Linked DNA regions of Homo sapiens: region 1 is linked to region 2. A link is a loop called in an ENCODE intact Hi-C map of the cell type or tissue named here. Cell type or tissue: heart left ventricle. All regions are shown on one strand. Links, peaks and the distances in the headings refer to the core of each region. The heading gives the core; the rest is flanking DNA. Region 1 has its middle 240 kb from the start of LINC00332. Region 2 overlaps COG6 (component of oligomeric golgi complex 6).

The links. Peaks named below come from ENCODE experiments on the same cell type or tissue, not always from the same donor. Only the 100,000 strongest peaks of a DNase experiment are listed, where the experiment ranks them.
Region 1: a loop joins it to region 2, with 4 times the contacts of the local background. A loop is called at or near these places in 23 of 110 quality-filtered maps.

What each region holds. Positions count from the first base shown.
Region 1 is chr13:39,937,310-39,950,369 of GRCh38, reverse strand. No RefSeq gene overlaps it. Among named protein-coding and RNA genes, the nearest start is that of LINC00332, 240 kb to the left of the region's middle. In heart left ventricle, for the core only: CTCF peaks have their summits at 7,208 and 7,407 (motif pointing right); a DNase peak (open chromatin) is centred at 7,469.
Region 2 is chr13:39,683,213-39,687,212 of GRCh38, reverse strand. The region is part of intron 8 of COG6 (component of oligomeric golgi complex 6); the gene reads right to left. Among named protein-coding and RNA genes, the nearest start is that of MIR4305, 21 kb to the right of the region's middle. In heart left ventricle, for the core only: a CTCF peak has its summit at 2,494 (motif pointing left); no DNase peak of the experiment used is centred there.

The DNA of each region.
Region 1 (13,060 bases), core at 5,296-9,295, 260 kb before region 2:
TTGTGGTTTTGATTTGCATTTTTCTAACGATTTGTGATGCTGAGCATTTTTCATATGCTTGTTGACCACTTGTATGTCTTCTTTTGAAAAGTGTCTGTTCATGTCCTTTGCCCCCTGTTTAATGGGGTTGTTTATTTTTTGCTTGTTACTTTGTTTAATTCCTTATAGATTCTGGATATTAGACCTATGTAAGATGCATAGTTGGCAAGTATTTTCTCCCATTCTATGGGTTATCTGTTTCCTCTGTTGATAGTTTCTTTTGCTGTGTGGAAGCTCCTTAGTTTGATTAGGTCCATTTATCAATTTTTGTTTTTGTTGCACTTGCTTTTGGCATCTTTATCATGAAATCTTTGCCCGAGCCTATGTCTGGAATGGTATTTTCCAGGTTATCTTTCAGGGTTTTTATAGTTTTAAGTTTTAAATGTCTTTAATTCATCTTGAGCTGTTTTTTGTGTATGGTGTAAGGAAGAGGTCCAGTTTCAGTCGTCTGCGTATGGTTGGTCAGTTATTCCAGCACCATTTATCGCATAGCGAGTCCTTTTCACATTGCTTGTTTTTGTTGACTTTGTTAAAGATCAGATGGTTGTAGGTGTGTGCTTTTATTTCTGGACTCTATTCTGTTCCATTGGTCTATGTGTCTGTCTTTGTACCAGTATCATATTGTTTCAGTTACTGTAGCCTGAGTATAGTTTAAAGTTGGGTAACACGATGCCCCCAGCTTTGTTCTTTTTGCTTAGAATTGCCTTGGGTATTCGGGCTCTTTTTTGGTTTCATATGAAAATAGTTTTTCCCTATGAAATAGTTTTCCATATTAAAAACTATTTTCATATGGAACCAAACTTATTAAAATAGTTTTTCTAATCCTGTGAATAATGTCATTGGTAGTTTGAAAGGAATAGCATTGAATCTGTAAATTGCTTCAGGTAGTATGGCCATTTTAACAGTATTGATTATTCCTGTGTATGAACATGGAATGTTTTTCCATTTGTGTCATCTCTGATTTCTTTGAACAATGTTTTGTAATTTTTGTTGTAGAGATTTTTCACCTCCCTGGTTAGCTGTCTCCTAGGCACTTTATTCTTTCTGTGGCTATTGTGAATGGAATTGTGTTCTTGATTTGACTCTCAGTTTGAATGTTGTTGATGTGTAGAAACACTACTGATTTGTAAACACTGATTTTGTACCCTGAAACTTTATTGAAGTTATTGATCAGATATAGGAGCTTTTGGGTAGAGACTATGAGGTTTTTCTAGGTATAAAATCATATTGTCTGCAAACAGAGATAATTGGACTTTCTTCCTGTTTGGATGTCTTTTATTTCTTTCTCTTGCCTGATTCCTCTGCCTAGAACTTCCAGTACTATGTTGAATAGGGAAGGTGAGAGAAAGCATCCATGTCTTGATTTGATTCTCAAGGAGAATGCTGCCAAGTTTTTCCCATTCAGTATAATGTTGGCTGTGGGTTTGTCATAGATGGTTCTTATTATTTTGAGGTATATTCCTTCAATGCCTAGTTTGTTAAGGTCTTTTTTAACATAAAGAGATGCTCAATTTTACTGAAAGCCTTTTCTGCATCTATTGAGTTGATCATGTGGTTTTTGTCTATAGTTCTGTTCATGTGATGAATCACATTTATTGATTTGCATATGTTGAATCAACTTTGCTTCCCAGGGATAAAGCCTAATTCATTGTGATGAATTAGCATTTTCCTATGTTGCTGGGTTCAGTCTGCTAGTATTTTGTTAAGGATTTTTGCATCTATGTTTCTCAAGGATATTGGCCTGAAGTTTTCTGTTTTAAACTCTCTTTTATTGTTGTGTCTCTGCCAGGTTTGGGTAACAGGGTGATGCTGGCCTTATAGAATGAATTAGAGAAGAGCCCCTCCACCTGAATTTTTGGGAATAGTTTCAGCAGGAATGGTACCAGCTCTTCTGAATAAGAAATAACCCATATCAGGTAAGTTTGGGTAGATATCTGGTAGAATTCAGCTGTGAATCTATTTGGTCCTGGGCTTTTATTTGTTGGTAGGCTTTTCGTTACTGATTCAATTTCAGAACTCATTATTGGCCTCTTCAGAGATTTAATTTCTTCCTGGTCAACCTTGGGAAGTTGTGTTTCCAGGAATTTTTCCATTTCTTCTAGATTTTCTGGGTTGTGTGCATAGAGGTGTCAGAATGGTCTCTGAGGGGTTTTTGCATTTCTGTGAGGTCGGAGGTAATGTCCCCTTTGTTATTTCTGATTGTGTTTATTTGGATCATCTCTCTTTTTCTCTTTATTAGTATAGCTAGTGATCTACCAGCCTTATATATTCTTTCAAAAAAACCAACTCCTGAATTCATTGATCTTTTGTATAGTTTCTCACATCTCAATTTCCTTCAGTTTAGCTCTCATTTGGGTTATTTCTTGTCCTTTGCTACCTTTGGGATTGGTTTGCTCTGTTTTTTCTAGTTCCTCTTGGTGTGATGTTGGGTTGTTAATTTGAGATCTTTCTAACTTTTTTTGATGTGAGTGTTCAGTGATGTAAACTTCTCTCTTAACACTGCTTCAGCTCTGTTCCAGGGATCCTGGAATGTTGTATCTTTATTCTCATTAACTTAAAATAATTTCTTGATTTCCATCTTAATTTCATTGTTTACCCAAAAGTCATTCAGTAGCAGGTTGTTTAATTTTTATATAACCGTATGGTTTTGAGAAATTTTCTTAGTATTGGTTTTTATTTTTATTGTGCTGTGGTTCAAGAGTGTGTTTGGTGTGATTCTGGTTCTTTGAATTTGCTGAGGATTGTTTAATGGCCGATTGTGTGGTCAATTTTAGAGTATGCGTTATGGGCAGACAAGAAAAATGTATATTCTATTGTTTTTAGGTGGAGAGTTCTCCAGATGTCTGTTAGGCCCATTCTGTCAAATGTCAAGTTCAGGTCCCAACTATCTTTGTTAGTTTTCTGCCTCAGTGATCTGTCTAATACTCTCAGTGGGGTGCTGAAATCTCCCACTATTATTGTGTGGTTATCTAAGTCTCTTCATAGGTCTCTAAGAACTTGCTTTATGAATCTGGGTGCTCCTGTGTTGGGTGAATACATATTTAGTATATTTAGGTCTTCTTGTTGAATTGAACCCTTAGCCATTATGTAATGCCCTTCTTTGTCTTTTTTCTTTTTTTTATCATTGTGGGTTTAAAGTCTGTTTTATCTGAAATTAAGATAGCATCCCCTGCTTTTTTTCCTGTTTTCTTTTCTTGGTAGATTTTCCTCCCTCCCTTTACTTTGAGCCTATGGGTGTCATTGCATGTGAGGTGGGCCTATAAAAGATAGCATACACTTGAGTCTTGCTTCTTTATCCAACTTGCCATTCTGTGCCTTTTAATTGGAAGCATTTACCCTGTTTACATTCAAAGTTAATATTGATATATGTAGGTTTGGTCCTGTCATCATGTCATTAGCTGGTTATTCCGCAGACTTGATTGTGTGGTGGATTTATAGTGTTAATGTTCTATGTACTTCAGTGTGTTTTTGTGGTGGCCACTAATGGTCTTTCCATATTTAACACTCCCTTAAGGAACTCTCTTGAAGCAAATCTGGTGTTCCCTTAGCATTTGCTTGTCTGAAAGGGTTCTAATTTCTTCTCTGCTTATGAAGTTTAGTTTGGCCAGATATGAAATTCTTGGTTGCAATTTCTTTTCTTTAAAAATGCTGATGGTAGGCCCCCAATCTCTTCTGATTTGTAGGGTTTCTGCTGAAAGGTCCACTGCTAGCTTGATGGGGTTCCTTTTGTAGGTAGCCTACTCCTTCTCTCTACCTGCCTTTAATATTTTTTCTTTCATTTTGACCTTGGAGAATCTGTTGACTGTAAGTCTTAGGGATGATCTTCTTTTATAGTATCTCATAGGGGTTCTCTGTATTTCCTGAATTTGAAAATTGGCCTTTCTAGACAGGTTGGAGACATTTTCATGGATGATATCGTCACATAAATTTTTCAAGTTGCTTGCTTTGTCTCCCTCTCTGTTAGGGATGCCAGTGAGTCATAGATTTGGCCTCTTTACATAATCCCATATTTTTTGGAGGTTTCATTTATTCTTCTTTATTGTTTATTCTTTATTTTTGTCTGACTGAGTTATTTTGGAGAACCAGTCTTTGAGCTCTGAGATTCTTTCCTCAGCTTGGTTGATTCTTCTATTAATACTTGCAATTGTATTATGAAGATCTTGAAGTGAGTTTTTTTCTGATCGAGCAGATCAGTTTGGTTCTTTCTTAAAATGGCCATTTTGTCTTTTATTTCCTGTATTGTTTTACTGTATTCCTTAAATTCCTTGGATTGGGTTTTGACTTTCTCCTGAATGTCGATGATCTTTATTCCTATCCATATTCTGAATTCTACTTCTGTCATTTCCGCCATTTCAGCCTAGTTAAGAACCATTGCTTGGGGACTGATGTGGTTGTTTAAAGGAAAAAAGAGACTGGCTTTTTGAGTTGCCAGAGTTATTGCACTGGTTCTTTCTCATTTGTGTGGGCTGATGTTCCTTCAGTCTTTGATGTAGCTGTCCTTCAGATGATTTTTTTTTAATTTTATCTTCCTGGATGCCCTTGGGGGTTTGATGGTGGTATCAGTCAATGGGGTTCATTTCTGGAAAATTTTAGGGGGCCAAGGCTCAGCTCAGCACTCCAGTTCTGCATACTCTAACTCTGAAGGGCTGGTACTGGGAACCTGGTTTTGGTCTCTGGCCCCTTAAGGTTAGGAACCTGCTGCACTGGAGGGGCTGAGATATTCCCAGTTCACTGGTCACAACACTCTCATGGGTGGTGCTGGCCAAAGCACTTCGCTGGGGCAATAGCAGTGGGATCTGTGCTTGCTTGTGTGTGCCAGCAGCTGTAGCAGTGCCACAGGGTGCATGCATGTCGGCTGGGGCAGGGTCCTGGCAGAAATGGGGCTGCTGCATTCCTGCATGTGTTCAGGCTGGCAGCAGGACACAAGTGGGGGCAGGGTTGCCAATGTCCCTGCTTGAACTTGTGCCGGCAGTAGCCGGGGTGGGGCCCTGGTGGGCAGAGAGGTGGGTGGGGTTGCCAGCATAGCAACTGAGTATTATTGAATAAAGGACTATGTAGGGTTTAAATAAGATGAAAAAGTATATTTGTTGTGCTCACCTTCACTACATTTTATTTTCTTTGTATTAAGCCTCATTACCACTTTTGAACAAACTTGTAGTGTGTGCTTTTTTGAGATGTACTCAGGTTGGAAGGTGGGTACAAAAGGGGGGTGTGATATTTCAACAGGTTTTTGTTTAAAAAACCCTAAATGAGAGGCAAAATTAGTTTTTCTCTGGTTTCAAAACAGGGACAATGTAGAGTTCAGGCAAAAAGCAATGCTATTGAATAGTTGCTCTTGCATTCATGGTGGGGTTGATCTTTGTCAGATCTATTAGAACTTGTACATTCATAAGGGATGTCCTCTTTATCACTGGGGACTCTGTTTGCATTTGAAGTGTAGATTTTTTTTGAAGTCATTCCTTGAAACTGCAGCTGAAAGATGCACACAGTTCTCTTGTATGTTTTCTAAAATGAAGCCTAATTCATTGTCAAATGTCAATCCCACCTGCCTGAATGTGAAATAAATATTTACATTTTTGTCATATTAGTTGTGGAATAAAGGATTCCTCAGCTTTGGTTGGCGGGTGGAGAAAGCTTGGTTTCTTCACTTTGGAAAGGTTAGAGTGATGAGGGAAAGGGAAGAAGAGCCCTGTAGGATGGCTGTGGCAGTGCCTTTGAAATCAAAGGTGGACACTCCACTGTGGACATCAGGGGCTGATATGGAGAAGAGGGGTGGTGAGGTGGCACAAGGAGGCCAGAGCCATATTCTGAAAGCAGCATCTTGAATACTGGTACCATCAGCTCCTACCACCTTGACAGTCCAAGGAATACTCACATTAATGCCCCAGAAATTAGAATTATAACTTACTTTATTACTTCACACAATTTCTTACACTTTATTTGTTTTGATTTTTGGCCTTGGCCAAAACTTTTGGGAAGCCTTGGTTTTAACAGTTTACATTATTCACCTATCTTCAGCAAATTACATTAAAAATATTGAAAAGTAGTGAATTTCTGCCTTCTGAAAGAGAAGGAAGATTTCCACTGTGTTGCTCTGAAAATGGAGGTGAAGCACAACACGCTTATCTGTCTGACACATGCCAAGCAGTGACAGGTGATGTTACCAGAAGGGTCAGATGTGTTTGCCTCGAAAGAGACAGGTCCCACAAGCAGCAGTATTTTGTGAAAGCTCATTTTCCCAGTCTCTAAATGCTAAATGGTCGAACACTTATATTCTAGGGAAAAAAAAAAGATAAATGCATGTGTAAGAATTTTTATGTCTGTGTCTTTTTATCTGTATCCAGGTTTGACGTTAGTCATTTGTTCTGATTCACACAGAAACTCTGGGGCAACTGTGGGATGCATTTAATGTGCTCGGCATCGAGTTTAATCTGGAATGCAGAATTTTTTTACGGTGCAATTTTGGACAGGTTCATCAGGCATGAGGTTTATGTATGAGAAAAGGGAACTGTGGCAATGCGAAAACAGAAATGAGTATGGCCACATGAGCATCCAGGGGATATGGCTGTCTTTCAGCAGTACCTAGAGAAATGAAGGCTTCAACTGAAAGAGCCTTGACAATTTCATTAGGGGAAAGTTGTCCTTACCATTATTATCATCATCATCACCATTATCAAACTGTTAGTGAGCTCCTGCAATGAAACCCTACCCCAGTCCAGGGACCTATGTGAAAGGTCTCTGTGAATTGGCTCAAGCTTCCTCTCAGGAATTCTCAGTGTGTCTGGCCCTTCCACTTCCTCCCTCACCCTCCACCAAGTTCCTTTCTCGCCCTAGCAAATGGCATAACACAGTACTGTCTTACAGACGTATAATGTGAGTCACAAAATATGCTATTTTAAATTTCTTTTAAAGAAATCAAATGAAAGAGGTGATATTAATTTTAATAATATATTTTACTTAAGCCAATATATTCAAAATGTCATGATTTCAAAATGTAATCAATATTTAAAATATTGAGATATTTTACATTCTTCTCTTTCACTCCAACCCTTGATAATATGTGATACAGTGTGTATTTTGCACTTAGAGCACAGCCCAGTTTGGACTGGACACATTTCAAATGTTCAATAACAGCACGTGGCTCGTGGCTACATATTGGGCAGCACAGATAGAACTGCTCCAAGCGCCATCCTCTGAATGACTCATACATTGTCTGTAGACGCTCCACCAACATTTACATTCCCAAGATTACTCCTCTGAGGTCTTGGGAGACCCATCAATTCCCCAATCAACTCCATGGCTCTGAGCTGCTGGACGGCTTAGCACCACCTTTCTCAGCTCCGCCTCTAGAGGGCAGCCCCGAAAGGCGTCTCTGTGAGCCCTCTAGTGACTGCTGTCAGAATGGACAGGACTTTACAAATAACTCCTATGGAACTTTAAAAACCAATCCCATTAAAGTACCATTACAGGATCACAGCTCTAAGGGATTCTTTTAGCCATTGCCTATAGTAGGACACCGGCCCATAAACTTGCCCTGCAGGCAGCCGTGATCCGTGGAGATCCCTTCAGAGGTACTGCAATAGAGAGTTCATCACCCCTTTATGCCATCAGCAGAATTCAGCTGTCTGGGAAGCTGCTAAGCAGTGTGCTTCTCTTCATTTGCCCCCATGGCCCTCAGGACATAGCCTGCTCAGAACCCATTTCACCCCTTTCTGCTGCCTCTGAGAGTCCCAACTTTGATCCAGCACCCATCTCTCCTCACAGAGGTCGTGGGCCCCAGAGGAACTGCCCAACCCCAGGACTGGGATGTCTTGGGACATCCCACCCTCCTTGACACTGATTGGTCAAGATGGCAGGACTGGCCCAATCAATGCATGGGCCTCGAGAATCTGGCTTAATTAGATGCTAGAGGAAGTTTGACGAGAGCTTCTGGGCAAGACATTTCCCTTCTCTTAAGAGTAAGTATGGGAAGCGACGGCTATTTTCTCTTCCTGTGGACATTACGGTATGTGGATGTGAAGTCAGAAACTACTGTAGCCACCCCTCCACAGGGGGAAGCTGCATGGGATGAAGCTGACACACAAATATGACAGCAGCCAGGGCAACTGTAGAAATAGAGTTGGAACCACGGGATTAAACTGACTCTGAAGTCCACCTTTTTGTATTTTCAGTTACATATTCAGTAAATTTCCTATTGTTTAAGCAGCCTGTGCAGTGGTCTGTGACTTGTAGTAGGACTCTCCCTAGTGGAAACAAACTTCAACACAAACCGAATTCCAGAAACTTCCCTGCATAATCTACAGCTCCTGATAGCAGGGGAGCAAGTGAAACTTCTTGGAATTATTTGTGTGCAAATGTATGTATTTATTTGGAGCAGGGGCTAATATCTGATACCCCTAAAGTTAGGATGGATGCGTTGGTTATATACCAAACTGGGCAGCCTAAGGCGAGTAAAACAGAGCATCTGTTCACTTGCTGCAGGATGGAGACACAGATTCCGTTTGATATTTAATGAGAAACATTCTAAAAATGGAGAAATCCTAGCACCCTACAGACTGAGTTTTCCATTAGAAATGGAGGAAATAGTAACATTGAAATACATCTTTGGGAACCTTTCTGTCAAAAGAACTTTCTCTGGCCCCCTTGATTCAGGGGATGTGACCAATTTTGTTCTGCTGCTGATGACAAAGATGATGGGACAAAGCCACAATCTACCTCGCAGTAGGCCAGTAGTCCTCCCAACTCCAGGGACACACGCTCCATCCTTTCTTCCCTGCCAGCTGCTTCAAAACCTCGCATGTGCAAGGAGAGGAGCTGGGTTCAGCACAGACTCACTTCTGTGACTTGCCAAGCAGTCTGGCCCTGACCTTGTGAGAATTGTCTCCTCTCCCCGGGATTCGTTTGGCTTAACAAAAGCTGGGCCCACTGCAGCTCCCTTTATTTCTTGATGGGTCCCTTTTTGCCTGTCCTAAGAGGATTGTTTTCTTTATTTCCTGTGATCTGCAAGGCCCTAGCTTTAACCTCCCTTTCTCACTGATCAGAGACCTCTCCTATTACATTTTGTAGGAGCATTTAAACCATTCAGTGCTAATTAATGCCAGTCTGCATAACCTCTCACCTCTCCATCTTGATCTTTTTTAATACCACTTTTAATTCAGACGAAGGCTCTCATCTTTGCCAATATTGCCTCTTTCTAAATATCAATTTAATTGAATCTCTAGCCTGTGGCATCTTCCTTTCCTAGCAGTTTGTCTAGGAAAGGCAGTATACCACAGAGGTTATGAGTCTGGTACTCTTGGCCACAACTCTTGCCTTTTAATACTGGCTGTGCCACTTACAAATGACTCCTAAGGAACTTTAAAAACCAATTCCTGTGCTTTAGCTGTGCTTTAGCTGTGGTAAAGCTCTAAGGGATTCTTTTAGCCATTGCCTATAGTAGGACACAGGCCCATAAACTTGCCCTGCAGGCAGCCATGAGCCGTGGTGATCCCTTCAGAGGTATTGCAATAGATAGGGGGATCTTGGGGATGTAAACCTAGTTGGTTTCCTTATCTAACCTACTGAGATAATATTTCCGACACCATGAGAATCAAAGTAATTGACACATGTAAAGTATTTAAAACGGTAAGTGCATTAAATGTTAAAACATAATCTGTCACATAATAGGCACTCAATAAATGTGATTCCTATGAAGCCTATCTCATAAAGAACTTAATATGTTGCTTCTCATATCATAAAATCTCAATAACTATTAGCTGTTATTTTACGGTTATTACCATGCCATTCCTCTTGACTACTTTTATCAAAGGTCAATGGGGGAGTTGGAAAGAGAATAGAACAGATCAGTAACCACACAGATCTGGGTTCAAGCATTATCTCTGTGACTTACAGGTGTGTGACCTTTGTGGAGTCATTTATATACTCTCACAGTTCTCTCACACGGAGAATGAGATTAAGAACATCTAACTGGAAGATTTTGGAGAAATACTCATGGTAAAACACATGGCACTTGGTAGGTGTTCAGAATGATTATCATCATTAAGACCTTCCTGGCGAGAACTTCTGATAAAACAACTCAGTGGAGGAGTATGCTATATTATTGACTAATACGTAGTTTGAACTGTCAACTGATTTTATTTATCTGAGGCAATGCTATCAACACATCGATGGAGACAACTGCATAAATATCCATTTTTGTAGAATTTCTCTTGTAATAAAGTTATATCTTTTTATTTTTACTTCGTATCCAAAATTTCAACATTGGAAACCCCTGTTTGTAAAAAGAAAAAGACACACATATGTAGATGTAAGTATGTCTAACAATCAGCTGAAGATGTACAATGCCAAATACAAATGGTAATGACAGGCTGAACACAGGGTCTATCAGCCACAAATTGACTCAATTTACTGATTAGTCACATATTTCCACTTGGAGCTATTGTTTAGTTCTATAGGTATTATGGAGAAGACCCCATCACCCTCACCGCCACACGCAGACACAAACATACATAATGTGTTGAGTGTAGTCTGATTCTTCAGTTTGTGCATTCAAATTATCTCCCTTTGGCAGATGTGTCTTGAGCACCAACTGTGCTCACTAGCTGCAGAATGGCACCTCTTACAGATCACCTCCATGAAAGGATGGGGTGATTTATTGCACTTGCCCCCTTTTTTTTGAGATGGAGTCTTGTTCTGTTGCCAGGCTGGAGTGCAGTGGCACGATCTCAGCTCACTGCAACCTCTGCCTCCCGGGTTCAAAAGATTCTCCTGCCTCAGCCTCCCGAGTAGCTAGGACTACAGGCGTGCACCAGCACACCTGGCTAATTTTTGTATTTTTTGTAGAGATGGGGTTTCACCATGTTGGCCAGGATGGTCTCGATCTCTTGACCTCATGATCCACCTGCCTCGGCCTCCCAAACTGTTGGGATTAAAAGTGTGAGCCACCGCGCCCGGCCCACTTGCCCCCTCTTTGAACAAGAACCATGTAGTCACTGCAGAGAAATGGGGTGAGCTTAGAGACATAAAAGAATTCAAATAACTTTATCTTGCATGTCAAAGTACTTTTTATTTTCAGAGCTTGTCTAGTCTTTGCAAAGCTATGCAAATTATAAAGCAATTCATTATGGTTAAGAAAAGAGTTTTTCCCAAAGAGCTGCAAATACTCACCAGTGACACAAAGTAAACAAAGACCCAAAGATGGAACCAAAAGATAGTTCTTGTCTTTAGAGGAAGAATATCCAAGATGCATTGGACAGAACAAATAATACCCTAGTGTGTTAAACCATTTGAAGGGGAGCTTGATAACTTTTTCCTCAAAGTTTTTTTGAAGAGGTCTTTTAATTTAAAAGTCCTTTATCACATAAGACAAGAATGAATGAGATATATTCTGCTTCCCTGGAACATTCTGTAAATTGACAGTGAGGGAGAAACTGACCCAGTGGTATTTGTGGGCTAGACAAATGTTCCAATTGTTATTTTCCGATGTTTGAATTTTTCTAAACCAAAACCACGTTTTATCCTAAGCTCTTTCCCCCTGGATTTTGGAGTCATGTGTATTTGGGGGGAAATTGAATCCATATGTGTTTAATCTATTTATACTTAAATCATTAATGTGCTGTTTTGTAAGATTATTTATGTGACCAAGAAACCCTCTGACCATCTTTAGAACTCTGCTTGTCACACCACAGAAGTCCTCATTCTGTGAAGAGGTCACATTTGCCCATAGGCCCTATAATCTGACCTTATTATAAATTCATAAACCAGATCCCTGGGACCATTCTTATTTAATGGGTTGGTATCACATGATTTCCCAATTTCAGAAAAGGAAATAAGCTTATAAATGCGCTACCCCGAAAAAGAAGAAAGAAAGAACAAAGACTCTAAAAACCACTTATGTTTTTTTTTTACTATTTGGATGAGATAACAGTAGATTAAGAATAAAAATATGCCCTACAGACACAAATTGGAAGGATAATTGAAAGCATGAGACAGATCCAAAATAGTGCTTGAGATTATCAGTAATCTGGAAGGATGGGAAGGAAAAATAAATCCTACCTGGTGGGCCCCATAACAGACTATACACCTAAAAGACTTGTTCTTACAGGTTTCTTGAGTAATAGTTTTAAAAATCACACGGCTCATGCCTGTAATCCCAGCACTTTGGGAGGCCAAGGCGGGCAGATCACAAGGTCAGGAGATCGAGACCATCCTGGCTAAAACGGTGAAATCGTCTCTACTAAAAATACAAAAAATTAGCCGGGCATGGTGGTGGGTGCCTGTAGTCCCAGCTACTTGGGAGGCTGAGGCAGGAGAATGGTATGAACCCGGGAGGCGGAGCTTGCAGTGAGCTGAGATCTCGCCACTGCACTCCAGCCGGGGTGACAGAGTGAGACTCCGTCTCAAAAAAAAAAATAAAATAAAAAATAACTGAAGAGGGAGAGAAACCTAGGCAGGTTATTATGCCACACTGGATGGTGTTTTATGCAGGGCTGATGCAAATAACAAATAACAATCGTTGAGTTAACGTATCCTGCAAAGACTTGCTAGAGCTTCCCCTTGGAATCTCTACTGGACACAAACAATAGGAATCCATGGCCTTGACCATGGCAAGGCAAAAGAAGGTTTCAGGGGTAAGCTGATATTTTGAATATCCCAGTTCAAAGAATCAATAGATTCTTCAAGCAGAACTAAGTCCAATTACAACTCTAACCTACCACAATATAAAAAATAAAGTCAACTCTAATGGTTGCACACTTTATGCCTAGAGAATTTTGTAACAGCTATTGTAAAAAACACCAAGTTTAATTTTTTAAAAAAGCATAAAGGGAATTTAGTCTTCTAATGAGTGCTGGCAACCCAGCAGGATGTCCTGAGGTCTCTCTGTGAATGCATGCTGTGGATCTGACAAGTCATACGCATAGAGCTGAACTGGGGAAAGCTTGGCCAATGGCCAAATATTGAACAGAAACTAGACGATCTCTAGTTTTTACACAGATGCCTTTTTCTGATTATCAGAAAGACA
Region 2 (4,000 bases), core at 1-4,000:
AAAAGTAGGAAAATCAAGCCAAGGTGGGAAGACTTAACTTTTTAGGTTTCAGTATATTCACTATACTAGGTTTCGGTATATTTCAGTATACATATTTGCAGTCTAAAACATGATGCTCTACTGTTTTACGTAAAGCCATAACAGTTCTCAAAAACTGATTATAATTAGAACTCTGCAAATCCAAGGCTGGGTGCGGTGGTTCACACCTGCAATCCTAGCACTTTAGGAGGCCGAGGAAGGTGGTCACTGGAGCCCAGGAGTTTGAGACCAGCCTGGGCAAAATAATGAAACCCTTTCTCATTATTAAAAAAAAAAAATAGCCAGGCATGGTGGTGCATGCCTATAGTCCCAGCTACTCGGAAGGCTGAGGTAGGGGGATCACTTGAGCCCGTGAGGTTCAGGCTGCAGTTAGCAGTGACTGCTCCACTATACTCCAGCCTGAGCCACAGAGCAAGACCCTGTCTCAGAAAAAATAAAAGAATTCTGCAATCCCAAAATTGACATTTTTCTCTTCTACATTAAAAAAGTCTTCTTTACACATACTATCACAATCTATCACCAAAATTTGCTCCAAAAATTGCTATCCATCTTTAAAAGCTTATTTTGACTCCAATATTAGACATAACAGATGTTCCTTAAATTTACTGACCAAACACATATACAAGCAAATACCTTTTTAAAAAACATGTATTAAGAAGTCACCTATTATAATTGAAAAGGCATGGAAAGGCTTTCTAAGGTGAAGGAACTGGTAGGGAAGGAAAGCTTTTAACTGGGGAATAGGACAATTTGGGATTCAATTTATAAAAATGGCCTGGAGCTCTCTGGAGTGCCCATTTCTTTGACTTGACTCAGCCTTGTTTTCCATTATCACCACCATTCCTGACATCCATCCCTCAATTGAAAGTTCTTTCCATTTTAAAAGTATAAAGAAAAACAAAATATATTTTAGCAGTCTTGATGTCAGCAGATTCTAGACTAACTTTTAAATCTCTAAACAGTATTCTACCATACTAAATTTTAAGAATTATGTCAATAACCTATATATAAACAAAAATTACCAAAACTTCCCAAGATACCCAAAATAATTAATATCTTAGGCTACATAGCTTTCTTTCATATGCTGTTAATTGGATGAAAAATCCACATTTTGGTAAACATGTGAAAGACGGTTTATTTCCAAATCAAAGAGAAAGTCTGTAGAACTGGCAAATAGCTATAAATATTTAGGAATATGAACCTTTTTTGAGGACTGTTTACTATTAACCAGACTATGGTTCTTTGTGGGTTTGTCTTCCATTAAAAAGAAATGGTTTTGAGATTCCCTGTGGTGACATACTACAGAAAAGGGGAAGTGCAATATCCAGCTAAGTTTTGCTAAATTGCATAATTGCCTTGCATTTACTATTTTTTAAACAAATTAGAACCAAAATGCTCATTGCTATTTTTTCCCTCATGCTCTTAAATTATTAATCCATTTAGTGTGAAGAATGCCTTCTTTTAAATGATCACCTGATTCTCTGAAATAATGAACTTATGACTGCTTATCACAGCATAAAATTCACAAACGTTTAACTTTTTAAGTATATATAGCTAATCCTCATTCCCAAGACCCTACTAACTATATTAAAAATAAACAGCATAATTTGTTTCTAGGACTGTCCACTGGGACGACAGCTGTAACAGAATCCAGTGAATCTTAAAATCCAGTGTATTTTAAATAGGGGGTAAATTACCAAGCCTGGCAAACACTGGAATTTCATCTGTTCAATACTATAAAATATCAATAAACATTAATATTAATGTCAATCCTCCTATAGAACAAATATAATTTAAAGCAAAAACAGCATAAGCCACGTGAACCTTCAATATCTTTAGACATGAAACATCCTTCCCAGAGACAGAAGAAAAAGTCTTTGACCAAAATCAGACATTCTTCCAACAATAATCAAAAATCAAAATGGAGCTTTTTCAGAGTGAATGTTCAAATTATGTAAATATTCTCAAATACCTCAAGTTAAAATTAAAAGTCTCATTTTAAAAATTGTGTTTAGCTACAGTTAAAGAAATTCTGGTCAAAAAGCAAATTAAAAGAAGAAAAATTTTTATCAAAAAGCAAATTAAAAGATAATAGTAAAGAAGTGCCTCTTTGAAACACAACAAATACATAAAGAAGGAAGAAAAATCAGCATTGTATGTATTACTACATTTTAAAATAACTTATATTCTAAAGGCTTACCAAAGAAAATAAATTATCAAATTTTTTCACTTCATTTATAATTGTACATGATTTATTATTAAAAGTCAATAATGCATTAGCATTCCAGTTATACACCACATAAGAAACACTGAGTATGGCAACTTTCCCCACGGATTTCAATAATTGACATTTTTCTTGTATATAATACTTACATTATTTGAGACACAATAATGGACAGTGAAACTTTTATACATTACTTATTAAGTTCATATAGTGCCATCTGGTGGTTAACATGATACATTATTAAGTTTTCCCTAAATGTAAGGAAACTACCACTTTGAAAATAATTACTTAATGAAAGGCCAATTTTCTCTTTTTTAGCATTCATCTTGTTCTAATCATCTGGTCTTAAAAACTTACTTTCCTACTCAACTTCTAAATGTGTCTTAAAATCTTCCAAATTGGCCAGGCGCGGTGGCTCACGCCTGTAATCCCAGCACTTTGGGAGGCCGAGGCGGGTGGATCACGAGGTCAGGAGATCGAGACCATCCTGGCTAACACGGTGAAACCCCGTCTCTACTAAAAAATACAAAAAATTAGCCGGGCGAGGTGGCGGGCGCCTGTAGTCCCAGCTACTCGGGAGGCTGAGGCAGGAGAATGGCGTGAACCCCAGGGGGCGGAGCCTGCAGTGAGCCGAGATTGCGTCACTGCACTCCAGCCTGGGCGACAGCTAGACTCCGTCTCAAAAAAAAAAAAAAAAAAAAAAAAATCTTCCAAATTGCCATTACTGCCCCCTGCTTCTTAGCATATGCCCTTCACAGATAAACCTTCTTTGCCTATTATAGTTCCATTCTTTATCTTTCAAGCTTTTTCCCAGATTGCCATGTAGCCCTCAGATACATCCCTCCTTAGTTGAAAACTTTCTAGTCATCTCCTCTCAAAATAAAAATAATATCTAAAATTTAGTGATGTACCAAGCATTACACTAAGTGCCTTAAGTGAACAATCTAACTTAATCTTCACATCAACCCTGTAAAATAGGCACTATTATTATCCTCATTTTACAGCTAAGGAAACAAGCTTATAAAGGTACACGGACTTCTCAAAGAAATTTGACTCAAGAACCCACCTTATAGCCATTTAATATTGCTCCTTTCCAAGTTTTGATAAAGAACTATAACTCAGTGAAAATTTATTTGCATGGCAGAAGTCAGCTGTTGAAAACAAACAAAGGTGCCCAAAACACAGAAAGGCTTTTTTTTTTTAATACATAAAAGATTAACCTTGTGAATAAATATTAATCTGTAGACAATGCAACAGCTGTTAAAATCAAACGCCAAATGTTTTAAGTGCTAAAAGACTCATAATTAATGTCAATATGTTAAAGTGAAAAAGTTGGGAAAGAAATTTTAAAGCAGGAATAAACTGTTAAGCTGCTGATCAATGGTAAACATTAACTTATCTTATGTATATGCACAACATTCAGGGCTATTATGATCCAGCTGTTGCTCCTAATTCAATAGCCAGTGCAAGCTTTTACAATTAATTTCCCAAAGGTGCATTATCTCTCAATGTATATCTTTGCATTACTGTTCCCTCAACCTGCAAACTGTTCTTCCTTTACTTCTAGGAAAATGCCTATTCAGCCTTCAGAACTCACTTTATACCTAATTCCTTAGGAAACTTTCACTGATGCTCATCTCTTTCCCCTACACCAGAATACTTGAGCCACACAGCATCTGGCACATGACTTCTAGACTATCAATTAGTGTATTCAATTAAAATGCGTTTGTTTATCTC